2 separate regions of the Homo sapiens genome follow, and region 2 is linked to region 1. A link is an interaction called in ENCODE POLR2A ChIA-PET data of the cell type or tissue named here. Cell type or tissue: OCI-LY7. All regions are shown on one strand.

Region 1 (8,000 bases):
TTTGTGATACACATGTGACATGTGAAAGACATACGAGACATAGCTACATGTGATGTGCACATGTGTGAAGTGCATGTATGCGTACTGGTTGTTGAGCTGGGAAACCGTGGCCCAGGCAGTGGTCACTACAGCCTGATTGGTCCTCCAGGTCAGAACGGTGCCCCACAGTGGTCAGTCCCCAGCCCTGTGGGCCCCCACCTCCATCGCCCAGCCTTTTATTACACACTCTGAGAGTGTCTCCAATGCCTGTCTGACAAAGACAGTCCCAGCCCATTCTCCTGTCTGGCTGGGTTGGGTGCAAGCAGGCTCTGAATGCCTGGCATTTCAGCTGCATCACCTCCCAGCTCCTTATTGCCCAAATAGAGAGGGTGGCCCTGGCTCCCCTCCGAGCAACTCTGCATTTAATTTTGTAATCTGGGAAGTGCCTGGTTTTGAAAATCCGCTTTCTCTCACTCTTCCCCTCCTTCCTTGCCCCTGGCTGCTCTAGTGTTCTGTCTCCCAGTCACCTCGCTCTCCCAGCACCAGTGCCCTTCTCCTGCTCCCAGATACTCTTTCCTTTCCTCTCTCCTGTTTTCCTTCCTCTGCTATCTCTCACACCTCTCCCAGACTATGTCATCTTGTTCTCCTGCCTGGGTTCAAACTCTGCATCCTTCTCTAACAACGTGACTACCTCATGTCTGCTTCAAGGCCCCCGTGCCCTTCCTGTATCCGCGGCTGCCGCGCACTCGCCTGCCATCCTCCTGCCTCCTCTTCACTCAGTGCTTCTGCTTGCCCTGCCCCAGGCAGCCCACCCACGCCCAGTGCGGGTGTGGAGAAGATCTTCTGGCTTCCCTGCATCTTGCCTTTGGGATTGGGATCCAAGGGTTCTCCATGGATGGATCCAAGTCATAGAGGGGAATGTTTGAGACAGGGAAGGGGGCTGTGATCCAGAGGCTCAGAATAAAAAGATGCCCTCCCTTCTATGCAGGGGGGCAAGTTTACTGGATGGAGATGATTTGGGCCTCTCTTCCAGAAGAAGCTAAAGGAAGAGAAGGGGAGTGAGAGTTCAGGGAGGCCCTTCCCACCCTGTGAGGCTTGACTTGATCTGGATTGGGGATGACAGGAATCTCACCCTCTGGGGTGCTGGCAAGGAGGTCTTTGCACAGGAAAAGGGGTAGCTCATTTCAGTTTGTTTTTTCTTTAAATTGAATCCTCAAGTCATTTTCTGTTCACCTGCCGCACAGGGACAAGCTTGACTTCTATTTTCTGTGTAGTGAAAACAATGTCATTTATTTGGTTTTTCACCTCAGCCCTCTCATAGGAGCATAGAATGTTAGGGTCTTTACTCCCTAATGATGTCTGATTGGCACATCAAGAGTTAACTCTGCCTTCTGGGCCAAATTCGAAATAACCAGTCCATTTTTCCTTTTTTTTTTTTTTTTTTTTAAATGGTGGAATGTCTCTCAGCACAGTTGCGGCTTCCTCAAACCCTGAAAGCATCTGTGTTTATTATACTCGGGTGTCACTCACTGTTGATGTCTGCACCTACGTTTCCACCTCCTCCCCCTCCTTCAGCCAGCCTATGATAACACTAAAGATTATTAATGTTGGTTTTGTATCTCGTTAAAGACAGAATTGTCACTTGTAGTATTTCTGTAGCATTCAGCGCTGCTGTGGCTAACACCACTGTGTATGTTTCATCATTGCTCTGAAGGTCAAAAGCCTCATTTTATTTTGCTGGTTTGATTTTTTTTTTTTAAAGAAGAAAAAAAAACTGCCCTGAATTAAATGGCTGTTTTAACAGTAGGCTCTTAGCATTATACCACATAGTCATTTTTCATGTTCTTGTTTAACAGGCACTGAGGTTCTGGTTTAAATTAAATAGCTGCAAATGAGACAATTTATAACCCATTAGGTTGGGTGGAAAATTGTTTCTCAAAAGCAAATAAGTAATAAATCTGGTATCTGCCTATAACTCACAGTTGATAAGAAAGTGGCCATTTCTCACTAGCACTATATATGATTTGGGCTCTGGGTAATTTGGAAGTGTTAGGTTTGTGTCTTTGTAGCAGTATTTTTATTAGAAAAGAATCTATTGGCCTTTTACAGGGTATTAATCCCTTTGTCACCTACCATTGATGCCTTAAGTTTTCTGAGTCTCAATTAAAAATCTTCCTTTTCTTGATGCATGACAAGTGTAATCAGTACTTGCTCATTTATTTGTCTGTATTTAGTTTATGCTGTACTATTTAATTATCCTTCCAGCGTTTTTTTTTTCTCCTTACAAATATGATACTCTTTAGTGTTAAGCTAAGGCATTGATTCATGTATCTGTCCTTATAATGAATTAATAAACTATTTTCCAGAAATGTGGAATTCTCTTTTGGAACCATTGACCATGACTAGAATTTCCTCAGCCTTTGTGCCCTAGGGATTTTATTTCTTACTGTGATGGGAAATGATGTTGTTGTTGTTTTTGAGATGGGATCTCTCTGTCGCCCAGGCTGGAGTGCAGTGGCACAATCACAGCTCACTGCAGACTCAACTTCCTGGGTTCAAGCAGTCTTGTCACTGTAGCCTCCCTAGTAGCTGGGACTACAGGCACATGCCACCATGCCTGGCTAATATTAAAAAAAATTTTTGTTATAGAGATGTGGTCTCGTTATCTTACCCAGACTGGTCTCGAACTCCTGGGCTAAAACCATCCTCCTGCCCCAGCTTCGAAAAGTGCTCGATTACAAGCATGAGCCACTGCCTCTTGGCCCAAAATAGTGTTTTGTTTGTTTGTTTGTTTGTTTGTTTGTTTTTTCAGACTAATCTCACTTTGTCGCCTAGGCTGGAGTGCAGTGGCATGATCTCGGCTCACTGCAACCTCTGCCTCCCGGGTTCAAGTGATTCTCCTGCCTCAGCCCCCCGAATAGCTGGGATTACAGGCATGCACCACCACACCCGGCTAATTTTTGTATTTTTAGTAGAGACGGGGTTTCACCATGTTAGCCAGGCTGGTCTCAAACTCCTGACCTCAGGTAATCTGCCCGCCTTGGCCTCCCAAAGTGCTGGAATTACAGGCATAAGCCCCTGCGCCCGGCTCAAAATGGTGGTTTTTGAGGGTAAAAAGCAGGTGGTCATGGGAAAGAACTAAACCATCTTCCTCCCTCAACAGGCACTTAGGAAAAAGACGTAAACTTAGGAAAGATGTGTCCTTTGATGGCACTTCCTTAGACTCTCTGGGGATCTCTTTCCATCTGGGCACACATTTCTCTGAACTTTTTTGGGTGCAGGAAAGAGGGAACAACTCCAGAGATTTGGGCTCCACAACTATTCTCCTGTATAACTCTGGTCACCAAAATTACTCATGGCCACACAATCACACACACGTGCACTGTGTGTACAAGCTCAGAGACCCGCACATGCATACTTTGCCTTCACAAACACCCTTGTGTCTGTCCGTTAATGCAAATGTGCACACAGTCTCACACACAAAACTCCACACTCACACCCCACACACATCTTGGCATCACAGTTGGCAGCTGCTGTCTGCTAAGATCTTTACAGAGCCCGGAACATGCTTTCTATTGGAGGGAATCAAGAGCTAGAGGCTGCTTTGCTCAGGACCACCCCCAAAGTGGTGGGCCAGACCCAGAGTTAATTGACAGATCAGACAGAGAGATACTGCACATTTTGCACTCGGCAGAATAGCCATTATTTGCATATCACTCTCAGACCAAGGGTTGTGATAAAGAAGAATTAAACACTTGTCAAAATGAATTTAAAATGACAGCAATTCAAGAGACCAATTTGACCTCTTCAGAGTCCAGGACAAGCCAAGAAGGGGTTGTTGAGAATTCAAGCCCTGCAGGAGGGAGTTCCAGGATTTTAGGCCCAGGGAGGGCCCTTCCCCTCCCTTTCCTAAGGCCAGTAGACCACCACTCCCACCCTTTCTCACAATGAAATCCAATAGGGCTTTGGCACATTGGAGTCCTCCACCTAGAATTTTTCCATTGCTTCCCGCTGTTCACATGCCTCATGTCCTGCTTCTCAGGCTCATCTTCCAGTAGCTGCCCTAGAGTGAACAGTCCTGAGCTATGCCAACCTCATCATTAGTAAACCTGTCCATCTACAGGCACTCTGATTTCTGGAGGCCTGTACTTCCTTACTTATCCGTATCAAAGTTAGTTTTTTGTTTGTTTGTTTGTTTCGAGACGGAGTCTTGCTCTGTCGCCCAGGCTGGAGTGCAATGGTGCAATCTCAGCTCACTGCAACGTTTGCCTCCCGGGTTCAAGCTATTTTCCTGCCTCAGCCTCCCGAGTAGCTGGGATTACAGGCGCCTGCCACCACGCCCGGCTAATTTTTTTGTATTTTTAGTAGAGATGGTGTTTCATCACATTGGTCAGGCTGGTCTCGAACTCCTGACATCAGGTAATCCACCCGCCTCAGCTTCCCAAAGTGCTGGGATTACAGGCGTGAGCCACCGTTAGTTTCGTACATGGTCCCAAAGTTCCAGAGTTGGTATCAAAAGAAAGACTTAGTTTTTCCTCTGCCATCCCAGTCCAGTGCCAAAGGAGCAAATAGCTACATTAGGCCAACTTTTATTATTTATTTATTTATTGAGACAGGGTCTGTGTTGCCCAGGCTGGAATACAGTGGGACTCCAGGCATGCACCGCCATGCTTGGCTAATGTTTGTATTTTTTGTAGAGACAGGTTTTCACCATGTTGCCCAGGCTGGTTTTGAACTCCTGGGTTCAAGTGATCTGCCCACCTCGGCCTCCCAAAGTGCTGGGATTACAGGTGTGAGCCACTAAGCCTAGCCTGCCAGCTTTAATTCTCTAGCTCCTAGAACTTAGTAGCTGCTCAATAATTTTGATGGACTAGTCCATCATGCTGGACTCAACAGAAGACCATTTAATAGAGAGTGGCTGAGATTCAAGATCTCTGAGGGCTAGTATGGGTATGTCTCTGCTAAAAGACATGCTTATCTTCTGTAACATTCTCACGTGGGACCTCTGTTGTCTCCTTATATGTTCTCTGACATGAACGATTGAGGGCCTTCTTTGTGGCACAGAAACGTTACTGGGAATTTTAACTTTCTATGTGCTTTTCCAGTTACCAGGTCATTTGTCAGGACCTCTGCGGTTTAAAGGTCTCTAGGGATGAACAGGAGAGATAAGATTATTTTCATCTTTCAGATGAGCTCAGTGAGAGTGACTGGGCTAGGCAGCAGGCAGAACCCAGGTCGGAAGCCAGGCCCCTTTAGAGCTCTCATTGTCCTGCTGCTGGGTCTGCTCTCTCCAGGCAATCCTCCCCAGCGGAGCGCCAGGACTCCTCGGTCCAGAGAAGCCAAGCTTGCAGCTACAGGATCTATCCTTTGAGTGGAAGGACCAGAAATCCATGGAAAACTGAATCTTTGACAACTTTACGCAGCTTTTTAGAGAATTATCTCTAAAATATGGACTTGGAGGAGGGCGCAGCAGAAAGAGTGGGTCAGAGCAAATCCCGCAGCTGTGTGTCTTTCCGCAGCCCGGACCCACTCCCCAGTCCGCTGGTGTCCACTTCCTCAGCCCCCCAGGTCCCCGGCTGGCCCGCGGGGAGGGGATACCCGGCTGCAGCCCGGGACGGCGCCGGCCGCTCCAGCCACAGTTCAAAGCGCAGGGGGCGCGTCCGCCGCGCAGCCGGGAATGTCCGGCCGCTTAAAGCGCTCGCCGGCTCTTTTGTTCCCCAGACCGGGCCTCCGGGGAGAGGGGGCTGGGGGAGGGGACCGGGAGCAGAGAGGAGGGGGGCGGCGGGCTGGGGAGGAGGGCGGGGCGGCCGCGAGCGGTGCGAGTGTGGAGCGCGCACCCCGGGCGAGGCTGACAGATCGCCCGGGTGGGTGCAAGATGGCGCAAGCGGCGCTCCCCCTGCGCCCCCCGCGCTGCTGAGCAGGCATGCGGCCCCAGTCCCCCACCGCCTGGGCTCGGCCCCGGCCGGAGCCCCAGCCCCGGCCCCGGCGCCGGCCCCGCGGGACGCTGTGAGCCGCGAGAGGCCCGGGAGCCGCGCGTCGCCGAGCCGAGCTGACCGAGAGCCCCATGGCTGTGCAGCGCGCCGCGTCTCCGCGCCGCCCGCCCGCCCCGCTCTGGCCCCGGCTCCTGCTGCCGCTGCTGTTGCTGCTGCTGCCCGCGCCGAGCGAGGGTGAGTGAAAGCGCCCCGGACCGGGCGGTTGCGGACGGAGCCAGGGGAAGGGCGAGCAGGGAGGGAGCGGGCGCGAGGGGCGGACCCGGGGAGAGCGGCGCGGACCTGAGGGCGGACCCCGCGCGGGGGGGACCCTGCGGATCCGGACGGGGAGAGGGTACCAAGGCCGGACTGCTGGGGGCCCTAGGGGCGTGTTGAGGACGGAACCCCCCGGAGGAAGACTGGGGCAGGACCCGGAGCCCAGACTGAGGAGCAAGGAGTGCAGCGAAGCGGGAGCAAGCGGGGCGGGCTGGCGTGGAGACCGAGGGAAACGAGCCAGGGGAGACCGCAAGGCTAAGCGCTGACCGAGGCGGACGAGCTGGGGTGCTGGGTGCCCGGCCGTGGACATAGCCCGAGGCAGCCAAGACAGGGGACAGCAGCCTGGGGAGCGGAGACCGGGACTCTGACGGCTGCACTGGGCGGAGATGGCACGACCTGCATTTGGAGCTGGTACTGGGCTGAGGAGTGCGCGGGAGAGACAGGAGAAGACGAGGGAGATTCCTGGAGGGCGGCGCGTGGCTAGGGAGCGACCCGGGACAGAGCCCGTGAGCCAAGAAGGAGAGGAGAAGCCACCGAAAGCGAGAGCGAGCGAGCCGCGGGGATGCTCACGTGCCCCTGCCCTTCCCCGAAGTGTGCACACGCGGAGACCTTGCCCTGGCTCTCGCGGTCCGCCGGTTCTGCTGCCTGGAGCTCGGCTCTGCTGCCTGGAGCTCGGTCACCACCACTCTGTTCCCTTTAGTGGCTGCAATGGTCCCATCTCCCGGGAGGAGAGTGCAAATCTAGTCCCTTAACCCTCCCACCTCAAGTTCCCCACAGACACTCATCTGGGCTATTCTCTCTCCACTCCTCTCCCAAGAAGTAGAAGCTCGCGTCCGCATCAAGGAAAAACTTTATTCCCGACAGCTATACCAGGGTTGGATTCGGGGCTAAGACGGGTGAACTCACGACATGGGGAGGATGCGCAGGGGTTTGAATAAGTGCGATCCTAAAAAGTCTTAAAACATTACATCTTCCTGGGCCGGGGACGGGGGGAGGGGGGCGCGGGGGGCGCTGGGCGGGGAATGCCTATAACCCCAACGCCCCTCCTTTCTCCCCACCCATTTCCCCATCTCCCTCAGCCAGGGAGGGCCCTAGTCTGCTGGGGAGGGGCCAGCTCCAGGATCGCTAGTTATCTGGAAATGTGAGGAGGGGTCTGTGACTGCCATTTCAGACCAGGTGGGTTCATTCCTCCTCGAGTGGAGTTGTAACTGGTCTGGTAAGTTGTTTGCTGGAGAAGTTGGTGACTTGGCATCATGCCTGGGATTGGAGTGCTTGTCCCTCCAGCCGGGCTTCTGATTCTCTGATTGGCCTTAACCCCATCTATTCTTTGGCCTCCTTCTTTTCCTGCTCATTTCTCTTCTGCAGGAGCAGAGAGGTTGGCTGGAAGTAAAGGTTCTAGGAGCACCCTCTTCCTTGGTTTTGGGAAACCATAGTTGGTGTTTGCTACTCTTCATCTCTCCCTATGACAAAGGCAAAAGGACCAACACCCAGAGTGCCAGAGGAGAGGGGCAATGGGGCCACAACCTAGTCTGTACCCCGGGTACTGGGACCACACACCCTGCTCCCTGCCAGGCATTGGACCAGGCATCTGATGGGTTTTGGCCAGCAAAAAGAAGCATGATTTATTACTATCTCCCTCTGTATTTCTTTAGAACTTTAAATTTTTCATAGTGCCTTTGAGTCTGTTAATCATGTCATACAACCCTATGACCCAAGCTCCATTGTTCTTCTTTGATCTAAACAGATGAGAAATGGGAATCCAGGACATGTTGAATA
Region 2 (8,000 bases), 130 kb before region 1:
AGACCATCATTTGGACTGTACAATGTTTGTACATGTACACGCAAGTATGCATGTGTATGCATAGAGTGTCCAGGGCTTAGTACGATTCAGGAATACCAGATAATTTAAATGTAAGCTAATGTACATTTTGCATAAGAAAGATGTGACGTGAATAATAAGAAGCTGGGCATGGCCAGGCGCGGTGACTCACACCTATAATCCCAGCCTGTACAACATAGTGAGACCCCCATCTCTACAAAAAAGTTTTAAAAAATTAGCCAGGCATGGTGATGCATTCCTGTGGTCTTAGCTGCTCAGGAGGCTGAGGCATAAGGATCCTCTGATTCCAGGAGTTCAAGGCTGTACCACTGCACTGCAGCTTGGGCAACAGTGAGACTTGTCTAAAAAAAATAAACTGGACAGTAAGGCTTGGGAGGAGGTCTTTCTGTTGAGCTTCCCTATTCTGTTCCCCAGCCCTATTCTTGCAAGCACTGGTTTGCAGGTGAACTTCCAAACGTAACACAAGAGAAGTTGAGAAAAATGAGCCCAGTTTGTATAGGTTCTTTTCTCATTTGTCCCTCAGTCTGTTAGATATAAAACTGGGTCCGTTGGCCGGGCACGGTGGCTCCCACCTGTAATCCCAGCACTTTGGGAGGCCAAGGCGGGTGGATCATGAGGTCAGGAGTTCAAGACCAGCCTGGCCAAGATGGTGAAACCCCGTCTCTACTAAAAAATACAAAAATTAACTGGGCACGATGGCGGGTGCCTGTAATCCCAACTACTCGGGAAGCTGAGGCAGGAGAATTGCTTGAACCTGGGAGGCAGAGTTTGCAGTGAGCCGAGATCTCGCGCCACTGCACTCTACCCTGGGTGACAGAGCAAGACTCTGCCTCAAAACAAAACAAAAACAGCAACAACAACAAAACTGGTTCCGTTGACATTTGGTAGAAAGTAGGCCTCCACTAGCTAGCTTTTATTAGGGCAAGTAAACAACATATGATAGTATATAACCACCACAGTCTTATACTGTCAGTAAATATCAGTGTGCTGGATACTCCTTGAACTAAATGACTTAATTCCCTGCCAAGCTGTTTTGGATTTTAGTCATTGAAAGTGAATGCTCATTTGTTACAATGATACAAGCATACCTGGTAACTGTCTAATAGGTTTTCTGGCCACTTTGTTACTGTTATATTGAAAATGGTAACATAGGTAACTGTAGCATGAAAAAAGACAAAATAAGCTGCACACACACTTCATTCAGTTCTTTGGCATGCCAGTAACGTGTGCTTAATGGACTAATTCACAATCCATACCTGCTAATAACTTTTAGTCTGTGATAGTTACTATGAATTTATGTTAGCCTTCAAATTTGGGCTTTAAAAAAGATATATTAAATGTACAGCCTTGTATTTATTATTATAGAAGTAGTTAATAATTAAATGCAATTTAGTTTATCTCCCAAGTCCACATGTCTTTGACATTTATTAGTTCAAAAAGAGTAGATTGCCCAGAATTTTTATGTTCCTTCTTTTTGGCAGTGTCATGAATAATATATGTTGGAATACACACTGGTTTGTGATAACACTTTTTGTTATTTGGTACTTCGCTCATGTTAAATGTTGGAAAAGATAAAGGAGAAATGCAACTTCTGGATTTGTGAAATGAGAATAAACATTAGCAGATGAGATATTAACAAACACTATTTAGGGGTTGAACCGGTAAACCCCAGTTTATACTTTTTATCTAAATACTGTTGGTACAAATATTAAATGCTTTCTGTATCAACTACTTCAGCTAATTAAAGCCACTTTAAGATAGTATCTTTTTTTCCTGCCATTTAATCAGTATATGTTGTATGATTGGTAAGAATAGTCATGTAAATTTCCTTAAAATACAGAGTCACCACGCTGGGCGCGGTGGCTCATGCCTGTAATCCCAGCACTTTGGGAGGCCGAGGCGGGTGGATCACAAGGTCAGGAGATCAAGACCATCCTGGCTAACACAGTGAAACCCCATCTCTACTAAAAATACAAAAAATTAGCCGGGCGTTGTGGTGCATGCCTGTAATCCCAGCTACTGGGGAGGCTAAGGCAGAGAATGGCGTGAACCTGGGAGGCGGAGCTTGCAAAGAGCCAAGATTTTGCCACCGCACTCCAGTCTGGGTAACAGAGCGAGACTCCGTCTCAAAAAAAAAAAAATGTAGAGTCACCACAAATGATCATGATAGTGATGTCTAGCAAGAGCAGAAGACTCAGAAATGCATCAGCCAGTTAAGTGTTTTGTTTGGCTTTCCATTTAAAAGGAAACAATATATTATCTTGGGTAAGTACCCTAGGAAGGTTATTACATGCACGTTATTTTTGACAATTTTATTACCGTTCTCATTTGTTGTGGTTATTTCTGTTAGCTGAAAAAAATCCACACTTACCAAATGTGTTACTTTTTAAAATGCAAAACACTTAGCTTCCTTGGCAGAGTTAGCTTCACTATTGACGTGCTCTTGGGTGGAGCATAGCAGCCAACTGGCAAATGGCCTGTTTCCTTCCAGTGTGGGAAAGAAAAGGGAGTTTTGGCAAGAAATACCTAAGGAGAGCCTTTTATAAAAGCTACCAAAGGGATTTATAGGCACTGTGAAGTAGACCTGACCTCAATTTTTTTTTAATTTCATTTTTAAACTGAACACAGAGAAGGGAGAGCTGTTGCTTTTCTTACTAAGTTTCATTGCAGCTGTGCTAAAAAGCATTTTTTTCTTGCCCTCCCCACTCCCCCGCTTTTTTTTTGACCCTCTCAGAGAATCATTCTGATAATAGAAGATAGACCCGTGAACAGCTTCATGTGCCTTGTTTTTCTAGGAAAATGCAACATGGCAGCAGCAATGGAAACAGAACAGCTGGGTGTTGAGATATTTGAAACTGCGGACTGTGAGGAGAATATTGAATCACAGGATCGGCCTAAATTGGAGCCTTTTTATGTTGAGCGGTATTCCTGGAGTCAGCTTAAAAAGCTGCTTGCCGATACCAGAAAATATCATGGCTACATGATGGCTAAGGCACCACATGATTTCATGTTTGTGAAGAGGAATGATCCAGATGGACCTCATTCAGACAGAATCTATTACCTTGGTGAGTACGAAGTTGTAGTTTCTGAGAGAAAATGATCTCTTAAGTCAAACTTAAAGTCTAGGTATAATTGACACTCAAAAGTTTGATGAATAAATTAATCAGTGACTTTTGGTTTCATTAAAGAAAAGCCTATAATTTGAAGAATTCGATTTTGTTGTATCGCATTAACTTTATTTTTACTTGTAGGTAACAAGTCATTAATTGATCATGATCGTTTTTCAAAATCGAAGATGCCAGAAATTGCTTCTTCCTAAAGCTAGCTTGAAATGCCTTTCTTTAGATGGTCTGATTAGGAAAACAAACAATAAAACCATTAGTTTGTTCCCACTCAACAGCTGCTGCTTTTGTTTTTTTAATCCAAGGCTGTTTTTGGTCTCTTCTTCCTGAATCCATTCACTCCAGATTTAATGTCTGCCTATGTTAAATATGTTAATCTACTGATTTACTTTCTTGTTTGTTAAATTTTTAAAGGTAGGTTCCTTCCCCTCCTCCAAAATATTTCCAATATAAATTTTATTCGTTTATGTGAATGTGTGTGTATATGTGTTTATTTATTTGTGTGTGTGTGTGGTGTGTGTATGTATGTGTGTATGGAGATATTAAAGATGTCTGCATGAGTTCATGTCATAATTATAGTTTTTTTTTTTTTTTTTTTGAGACAGGGTCTCACTCTGTCACCCAGGTTGGAGTGCAGTGGCACACTAATGGCTCACTGCAGCCTTGACCTCCCAGGCTCAAACAGTCCTCCCAAGCTGGGACTACAGGTGCACGCCACCACAGCCAGCTAATGTTTTGTTGTTTTGTTTTTTTTTTAATAGAGATGGAGTTTTGCCATGTTGCTCAAGCTGCGATTCATTTTTTTTTTAAAAACTTCGTAACATTCCATTATATAATTGTGCCATATTTTACTTAACCAGACCTCTAATAATGGTCACACGCTGCCACAACCAGCTAATGTTTTGAATTTTTTTGTAGAGATGGAGTTTTGCCATGTTGCTCAGGCTAGGATTCTTTCTTTTTTAACAACTCAGAATATTCCATTATATAATTGTGCCATATTTTACTTAACCAGACCTCCAGTAATGGCATTTAGGTTTTTCTAATCTGTTGTTACAAAAGATGAGGAAGTGAATATCACTGTATTAGATCATTTTGCACATGTATGAATATATCTGTAGAACTAATTCCTAAGAGTGGAAGTACTGGGAAAAAGGGTATATATATTTTGAATTTTGATTGATATTACTGAACTCCCCTTTCAAAGAGGTTATAGAGTGTATACTACCATGACATTATCTCCGATTATCTATTTCTCCATGCATACACCAGTAGTGAGTAATTAAACTTTTTGATCTTTCCCAGTCAGATTAGCGAACAGCAGTTTCTCATTGTTTTTATTTTATTTCTCTTATGAGTGAGGTTGAGCATCATTTCACATGCTTAAAAAGCCGTTTGTGGCTGGGCGCAGTGGCACACACCTGTATTCCCAGCACTTTGGGAGGCTATGGCTGGCGGATCACTTGAGGTCAGGAGTTTGAGACCAGCCTCACCAACATGGTGAAACCGCGTCTCTACTAAAAATGCAAAAATTAGTCAGGCGTGGTAGTACACACTTGTAATCCCAGCTACTTGGGAGGCTGAGGCAGGAGAATTGCTTGATCCTGGGAGGTGGAGGTTGCAGTGAGCTGAGATGGTGCCACTGCACTCCAGCCTGGATGACAGAGCGAGACTTCGTCTCAAGTAAAGAAAAAAAAAAGCCATTTGTATTTCTCTTCTGTACATTCACAGTCTATAATCTTTGGTTTTTTAATTGGTTTGGGTTTCTTTTTTATTTTTTAAAGTTCTTTTTCCACCCAACCCCTGAAGAGGGTTTCTTTTTCTTAATGATTTGAAGCCTTTTATATAGTAAGTGAATTAATCCTTTGTGGGATTGTCCCAAGTTTGCTTATTTTTTAAATTAATTATTAATTATTATTATTTTTTGAGACGGGGTCTCAGTCTTCTAGGCTGGAGTACAGTGGCATGATCTTGGTTCACTGCATCCTTGACCTCCCAGGCTGAAGTGATCCTCCCGCCTCAATCCCCCAAGTGGCTGGGCCTACAGGCGTGTGCCACCATGCCCAGCTAATTTGTGTATTTTTTTTTGTAGAGACGGGTTTCGCCATGTTGTCCAGGCTGATCTGGAACTCCTGAGCTCCAGCAATCTGCCTGCCTCAGCTAGGATTACAGGCGTGAGCCACTGCACCTGGCCTTTTTTGTTTTTTGTTTTTTTTGAGATGGCGGTCTCACTCTGTTGCCCAGGCTGGAGTGCAGTGGTGTGATCCTGGCTAACTGCAACCTCCACCTCCCAGGCTTAAGCCATCCTCCCATCTCAGCCTCCCAAGTAGCTGGGACTATAGGCACATACCACTATGCCCAGCTAATTTTTGTATTTTTGGTAGAGATTGGGTTTCACCATGTTGCTCAGGCTCATCTCAAACTCCTGAGCTCAAGCTGTCTACCCACCTCAGCCTCCCAGAGTGCTGGAATTGCAGATGTGAGCCACTACACCTGGCCAGAAATCTTTTCTTTTATAAGAAATCATACATTTTTGAGAGCCCTTATTCCAAACGTGGTATGCTTAGAAGAAGCTCTATTATTTAGTAACAAGCATTTCGTTACATTAGCATTTTACTTCATCACATGCTTAATTTTGCCTCTTGTTCTTTGTCATGCTATCCTAAAGAGAAACAAGACTCATTGATACTGTTGCCTGAAGACATGGGCCCAAAATGACTGCTGTAGCTCTAAAGACCAATAAATACCATTAGGAAAGAATGAGAAAAGCCCATTTGTGCTTATGTCAGAACATAGAATGTGCTGGGGAAATTTTTACTGGTCATGGATAAAGCCAAGGCAGACATTATGGAACTAGGAGCATATAGGGAGGGGCAACTGAAATGATTGTGGGGGAATGGCTGTTACTGAGGAGAGAAGAAAACCAGTTTTGTCTTTTTGTTTTAATATTTGAAGACTGAAGGCTCTTAGAAGGATCACATTTTGTAAAATTGTGAATGGTATTGATAGGTGACCACAGTCTTAAGAATTCTATAGCAAAGCAACTTGGGAATCTACAAAGTAGATTTTACACAAAATTGAGTGCTGAAGTAAATGTCAGCTGATATATAACTTTTTACTCCAAAGGCAACATAAACTAATTAGAAAAATAAGAGGATAAAAAAAGATATGGTTATTTGGGGGCTTATCCTCAACATTTGCAAGGGTTAGCATGGGAGTTATCATAAATACCTTTCCCGAGGCTACCTTCTGCTGGCATTAATAATTCAGAAACATAGGTTGAGGATCTCTTTCACCCAGGAGATTTCTTGTTATTTTTGTGTGATTTATGTTTTCCTTCCTTCACTCCTCCAGCTTTTTGGAAGCAATACCCCTTTTTTTTTTTGAGATGGAGTTTTGCCCCTGTTGCCCAGGCTGGAGTGCAGTGGCGTGATCTCGGTTTATTGCAACCTCTGCCTCCCGGGTTCAAGTGATTCTCCTGCCTCAGCCTCCCGAGTAGCTGGGATTACAGGCATGTGCCACCACGCCTGGCTAATTTTGTATTTTTAGTAGAGGCAGGGTTTCTCCATGTTGGTCAGGCTGGTCTCGAGCTCCTGACCTCAGGTAATCCGCCCACCTCAGCCTCCCAAAGTGCTGGGATTACAGGTGTGAGCCACCTCGGCCGGCCAGTAATACCTTTTTAGAATAGAAAGGCTTTGTTTTACCTTATGTTTTCTTTGGTTCATATCTTCATAACCATAGTGTGTTTCTGTCAATCTTTTATATGTAACTCACTCTACACTGCTGTGACCTTCCCATCCAGTTATCACATGATTTTGCAGAAGAGATTTGGCTTCTACTTAATTTAGACCTTTTTCCTTTGCCCTTCCCCAATAAAGGACAAAGAGATTTTCAGCAGATCAGTTGCCAGATTCTGTATTGTTTTAATATTAGTATAGTTTTATTGGAAACCCTAAAGGTCTTATTAATGATTATAGTTACAGAACTTTTTTTTTTTTGAGACGGAGTCTTGCTCTGTTGCCCAGGCCAGAGTGCAGTGGTGTGATCTCGGCTCACTGCAATCTCCGTCTCCTGGGTTCAAGCAATTCTCCTGCCTCAGCCACCCAAATAGCTGGGATTACAGGCACGTGCCACCACGCCCAGCTAATTTTTTTGTATTTTTAGTACAGACAAGGTTTCATCATGTTGGCCAGGCTGGTATCAAACTCCTGATCTCAAATGATCTGCCTGCCTCGGGCTCCCAAAGTGCTGGGACTACAAGCATGAGCCACCACGCCCAGCCTACAGAACTTTTATAATGAATAAAAACTAGAATTCAGTTAGATCTATGTGTTTCCAATTAAGCACTTTAAATGTTTCAGAAACAGTAATCTGAAGTTGTTATATTGGAATCTCATGAGCCTGTTGCCAACTTGTAAAGGACTCACAATTTTCAAAAAATTCTGAAAATGGTACTTTTCTCTACACAGCAACTTACATACTTTTATATTTATTTTGAGAGGGACTAAGATCTGAATACCAAAATGAAACCTGAGCATTTTTCTTTAAAGCCTCAGATTTCTTTTTTTTTTTTTTTTTTTTAAGTTGGGATCTTGCTATGTTACCCAGGCTGGTCTTGAATTCCTAGGTTCAAGTGATCCTCCCACTGTAGCCTCCCAAGTAGCTGGGATTATAGGCATGTGTACTGTGCCAGGCTAGCCTTGGTTTTATTGAAAATTTTTATGGCATATGGCATAAGCACATTCTACTTGTTAACATTCATTATATATCCCATAGAGTGCAAAATATTGCAGTGTATAGAAGGCATTATGTACTTGCAACTGTGACTGTAGTAAGAAT

What was found. ChIA-PET counts read pairs that join two places held together with the same protein. Peaks named below come from ENCODE experiments on the same cell type or tissue, not always from the same donor. Only the 100,000 strongest peaks of a DNase experiment are listed, where the experiment ranks them.
Region 2: POLR2A ChIA-PET joins it to region 1 with 10 read pairs; 7 of 35 experiments call an interaction of 5 or more read pairs at or near these places.

What each region holds. Positions count from the first base shown.
Region 1 is chr15:65,375,832-65,383,831 of GRCh38, reverse strand. It overlaps IGDCC3 (immunoglobulin superfamily DCC subclass member 3), which reads left to right and starts at 5,830. Exons shown (of 14, transcript NM_004884.4): 1 at 5,830-6,146. The coding sequence starts at 6,044. It overlaps IGDCC4 (immunoglobulin superfamily DCC subclass member 4), which reads left to right. Exons shown (of 20, transcript NM_020962.3): 20 at 1-2,348. In OCI-LY7, no CTCF peak of the experiment used is centred here; no DNase peak of the experiment used is centred here.
Region 2 is chr15:65,507,399-65,515,398 of GRCh38, reverse strand. It overlaps DPP8 (dipeptidyl peptidase 8), which reads left to right. Exons shown (of 20, transcript NM_130434.5): 2 at 2,835-3,104. The coding sequence starts at 2,846. Among named protein-coding and RNA genes, the nearest start is that of DPP8, 6.3 kb to the left of the region's middle. In OCI-LY7, no CTCF peak of the experiment used is centred here; no DNase peak of the experiment used is centred here.